Regions from separate parts of the Homo sapiens genome. Here region 2 is linked to region 1. A link is a loop called in an ENCODE intact Hi-C map of the cell type or tissue named here. Cell type or tissue: HCT116. All regions are shown on one strand. Region 1 overlaps TACC3 (transforming acidic coiled-coil containing protein 3). Region 2 overlaps FAM53A (family with sequence similarity 53 member A).

What was found. A loop is a pair of places that touch in the nucleus more often than their neighbours do. Peaks named below come from ENCODE experiments on the same cell type or tissue, not always from the same donor. Only the 100,000 strongest peaks of a DNase experiment are listed, where the experiment ranks them.
Region 2: a loop joins it to region 1, with 15 times the contacts of the local background. A loop is called at or near these places in 2 of 110 quality-filtered maps.

The regions. Positions count from the first base shown.
Region 1 is chr4:1,728,700-1,731,199 of GRCh38, forward strand. TACC3 (transforming acidic coiled-coil containing protein 3) reads left to right here. Exons shown (of 16, transcript NM_006342.3): 4 at 1-88; 5 at 2,188-2,263; 6 at 2,473-2,500. Among named protein-coding and RNA genes, the nearest start is that of TACC3, 8.4 kb to the left of the region's middle. RefSeq lists an enhancer at 2,054-2,500. In HCT116, a CTCF peak has its summit at 1,243 (motif pointing left); no DNase peak of the experiment used is centred here; H3K27ac peaks cover 914 bases.
Region 2 is chr4:1,660,914-1,663,413 of GRCh38, forward strand. All of the region lies in intron 2 of FAM53A (family with sequence similarity 53 member A), which reads right to left. Among named protein-coding and RNA genes, the nearest start is that of FAM53A, 22 kb to the right of the region's middle. In HCT116, a CTCF peak has its summit at 954; a DNase peak (open chromatin) is centred at 998.

The sequences.
Region 1 (2,500 bases):
AAAGCCCTGAGACCAGGCTGGGCCAGCCAGCGGCTGAACAGTTGCATGCTGGGCCTGCCACGGAGGAGCCAGGTCCCTGTCTGAGCCAGTAAGTGTGAGGATGGGATGGGGAGCGTGGCGTGGGGCAGCTGCCCTGCAGTGTATGTGGTCCAGGACCCGAGGCCAGAAGTGTCATCAGATACTCCTTTGAGGCCGGGTAGGTTCTGCCTGAGGAGGGGCCTCTGGATAAAAACAGGGCTCAGGTGGCTCCCAGCTGAGGGTGCTTGGCCTTGCCTTGGCTGCCATGCATCTCTTTAGTGCTCCTGGCCTAAGGAGGGATCCAATAAGGGCGGGCTCAGGCCAGAAGCCAAATGCAACCAACCCTGGGCAGGACCCTGTCCCCCAGTCATGTTCCTCCTCAGGTGAACTTGACTTGGGTGTGTAACTCCAAAAGCCAGGCAAAGCCTGTTACTGCCTGGGTGGCGTCCGCTGCTTGCTGGGGTCTTGGCCGTGGGTCTGCTGCCTCCTGGCTGAATGGTCTTAGGCTACATCTCCTAGAGTTGCTCAGTGGGAGATTGTCCTGCCTGTAGGGTCCAGCCCTACTGGGTCTGTGGGTTTTTTCTCCTCGTGTGCATAGACAAGAGATTGTACAAATAAAGACACAAGAAAAAGACAGAAGAAAAGACAGCTGGGCCCGGGGGACCACTACCACCAAGGCACGGAGATCGGTAATGGCCCCGAATGTCTGGCTGCGCTGTTACTTATTGGATACAAGGCAAGGGGACAGGTTAAGGAGTGTGAGCCATCTCCAATGATAGGTCAGGTCACGCAAGTCACGTGTCCACTGGGCCCTTCCCTGTTTGGCAGCCAAGGCGGAGAGAGAGGACAGCTGACGCCATTATTTTTTCTATGTATTTCAAAGACTTTAGCACTTTGACTAATTCTGCTACTGCTATCTAGAAGACAGAGCCAGGTGTACAGAGCGGATCATGAAAGTGGACCAGGAGCGTGACTGCTGAAGCACAGCATCACAGGGACACAGGCCTCTGGATGGCTGCGGGCGGGCCTGACTGATTCCACAAGAGATGGTGGAGCAGAGTCTTCTCTAACTCCCCCAGGGAAAGGGAGACTCCCTTTCCCAGTCTAATTAACGGGTGCCTTCCCAGGCACTGGTGCTACCGCTAGACCAAGCTAGGTAACGGGTGCCTTCCCAAGTGCTGGTGTTACCGCTAGACCAGGGAGCCCTCCAGTGGCCCTGTCCGGGCGTGACAGAGGGCTCACACACCTCTTCCGGTCACTTTCTCACCGTGTGCCTTCACCTCCTATCTCTATATGGCCTGGTTTTTCCTAGGGTTATTTGTTTGTTTGTTTGTTTTTTGAGACAGAGTCTCGCTCTGTCACCCAGGCTGGAGCGCAGTGGCGTGATCTCGCCTCACTGCGAGTTCTGCCTCCCGGGTTCACACCATTCTCCTGCCTCAGCCTCCCGAGTAGCTGGGACTGCAGGCACCCGCCACCATGCCCGGCTAATTTTTTTGTATTTTTTAGTAGAGACGGGGTTTCACCGTGTTAGCCAGGATGGTCTAGATATGACCTCGTGATCCGACCGCCTCGGCCTCCCAAAGTGCTGGGATTACATGCGTGAGCCACCGCACCCGGCGTTTCCTAGGTTATTATTGTAGAACAAAGATTATTATAATATTAGAATAAAGAGTAAAGCTACAAACTAATGATTAACGATATTCATATATAATCATATCTATAATCTATTTCTAGTATAACTATTCTTATTCTGTATATTTATGATACTGGAACAGCTTGTGCCCTTGGTGTCTTGCCTTGGCCCCTGGGTGGCTTGCTGCCCACACCTGCCCCAGCCTCCACATTTGAAGCCTTTTGTCAGTTTCACAGTAAAAGGGATGTACTCATCCTTGTGATTCCCTTTGGCTGCATCGTGCTGACTTTAGAGCTCCCAGCCTGCTTCTCCCAGAGCTGGCAGGCAAGGCGCGTGTTTTCCTGCTGGGTGAGGTTGGTGAGGCAGTTTTGTGGCCAGGTCGCTTGGGACAGCCCCATGCCTGGCACGCTCTAGCTGAATGTTCACGTGGCCGGCACAGCAGTGCAGGGAAAGGCGATGGCAGCTCAGTGCTGGAGCAGGGGACGCCGGGGTTATGGGGTGGGGGGCATGGGCCTCTGCTGACTCTGTCTCCCCAGGCAGCTGCATTCAGCCTCAGCGGAGGACACGCCTGTGGTGCAGTTGGCAGCCGAGACCCCAACAGCAGAGAGCAAGGTAAGGGGTGCTTGTGTGGGTACCTGTGCTCCTGGCCTGGTCGTGTAGAAGAGTAGCAGGCAGTGGAAGCCCCCAGCAGCCTTGGGTGACGGGGTGGGATGTCCCGCTCCCTCTCCCCCAAGTCTACTTCAACAAGGTTGTGGGGAGGCAAAGCCACACCCCAAGTACCTTGACTGCACTGCACAGGGTGACTCTGCCCTTTCCTCCAGGAGAGAGCCTTGAACTCTGCCAGCACCT
Region 2 (2,500 bases), 68 kb before region 1:
AGCTCTCTACCAATCAATCCCAGCCTGTATCTGCACAGCTGCACAGGGCTGGAGGACACCACAGCCCGCCACCCACCCATACCGTGCCCGCCAGGCCAGCGGCACAGTGAGCTTCCCTGCGCCTACAGCCCCCAGCACAGCCCCATCACACCGCCTCCTCTCTCCCCTACCCTGACATTCTCAGCTCTCCCTGCTCTCCGCCCCTCAGCCCGGGAACTGCTGCTCTGGTCCTGGCTGCCGCGGCCCTCTACTCTGCCCTCTGGACTCCTGAGAGTCAGATCCCAGATGCCTGTGCCCCCAGGCTCCCACCCTCACAGGCTCCCACGGCCATGGGAACCTCCACCTGGCTGACTCCCCAGATGTCCATATGGCTCATCACCCACCTTCCAGCTCCACCCGGAGGTCACAGCCCGGCGCCCTATGTAAACTCCCAGCACCCCTTGGGCTCTACTTTTTTCCTGATGCACTATCGCGACTCCTCAGTCACCTGCTTCCCACCCGCCTCCCTGCAGGAAGTGAGCACCATATTGCTAACCCAGCACAGCCAGTGCAGCACAGACGCCCCAACGCGCTGAATGACCTTCACACGTGACCTTCAGGCCCTACCGCCTCCTGGCTGCTGTCCCGGGCTCTCTGGGGAAGCCCCAGCCAGAGCACAGTGAGATGCTGGCCCCACCCACCCATCCACGTCCCCCTCCCTGTGGCCCCAATGGCCTTTGCCCACCCCAACATTAAGACCCCGCCCATCTTCCAGCACTCAGCCACCATTACACCTCCAACCCTCTTTGCTGCTCCGGCAGCTCAGCGAGGCACCCGTGCCCACTCCCCTCCCACCGCCTCATGCCTGTGGTTACTGGTCGTCTGTGTAGGTCCCCCATGAGGACACAACCCTAAAAATCACGTCATGATTTGCATTAGGACGCAGCATTCCTCCACATGGTTACACAGAGTGCACCTCCATGCCACGGAGCACCTCTTGGTGGCGCAGAGGAACCGCCGGACGGATCTCCAGGGAAGCATGCTGATGGAAAGGCAGAACCCAAATGCTTGTGCACTGTGTCACTCCATTTACACACCACTCTCGAGATGACAGAATGACAGAACGGGGGAAGAAACCATAAAGAACTCTTACTGGCCAGGTGTCATGGCTCACACCTGTAATCCCTGCATTTTGGGAGGCTGAGGCGGGAGGACCCATTGAGCACAAGAGGTGGAAACCAGCCTGGGAAACACAGTGAGACCCCCTTTCTAAAAGATATAAATTTTTAAAAAATAGCTGGGTGTGGGGTGGGCGTGGTGGCTGTAACCTGTAATCCCAGCATTTTGGGAGGCCAAGGCAGGCGGATCACAAAGTCAGGAGTTCAAGACCAGCCTGGCCAACATGGTGAAATTCCATCTCTACTAAAAATATAAAAATTAGCCGGGCGTGATGGTGGATGCCTGTAATCCCAGCTACTCAGGAGGCTGAGGCAGAAGACTCTCTCGAACCCAGGAGGTGGAGGTTGCAGTGAGCCAAGATCGCACCACTGCACTCCAGCCTTAGCAACAAGGGCAAGATTCCATCACAAAAAAAAAAAAAAAAAAAAAAAAGCTGGGTGTGGTCACACATGTCTGTAGTCCTAGCTACTCAGAAGGCTGAGGGAGGAGGATCACTTGAGCCCAGGAGGTCGAGGCTGCAGTGAGCAGTGATTGAGACCCTGCACTCCAGCCTGGGCAACAAAGCAAGGCCCTGTCTCAAAAAAAAAAAAAAAAAGGGTTCTTACAACTCAAAAATAAAAAGAGAAATAACCCAATTTTAAAGTAAAAATGGGATTTCATTAGATATTTCTCAAAAGAAGAGATACAAATGGCCAATGAGCACATGAAAATATGCTCAACATAGCTAACCATAGGGAAATGAAAATCAGAACCACAATGAGATACCACTCCACACCCATGCAGGTGGCTTTTATCAAAAAAATGGACAATAACACGCGTTGATGAGAGTTGGAGAAATTAGGGCCAGGCACAGTGGCTCATGCCTGTAATCCCACCACTCTGGGGGGCCGAGGCAGGCGGATCACGAGGTCAGGAGATTGAGACCATCCTTGCCAACACGGTGAAACCCCGGCTCTACTAAAAAAAAAATACAAAAAATTAGCTGGGAGTGGTGGCATGCGCCTGTAGTCCCAGCTACTTGGGAGGCTGAGGCGTGAGAATGGCGTGAACCTGGGAGGCAGAGTGAGCCGAGATCGCGCCACTGCACTCCAGCCTGGGCGAAAGAGCCAGACTCTGCCTCAAGAAAAAAAGAGTTGGAGAAATTAGAACTCTCATACATTGCTGCAGAACGGAACATGGTACAGACACTGTGGAAAACAGTTTGGCAGTTCCTCAAAATGTTAAACATAGAATCACCATATGACCTGGCAATCCCACGACTAGGTTTGCACCCAAAAGAAATGAAGACCTACTTCCACACAGAAACTCATACATGAAACTTCCACACAGAAACTCACACATG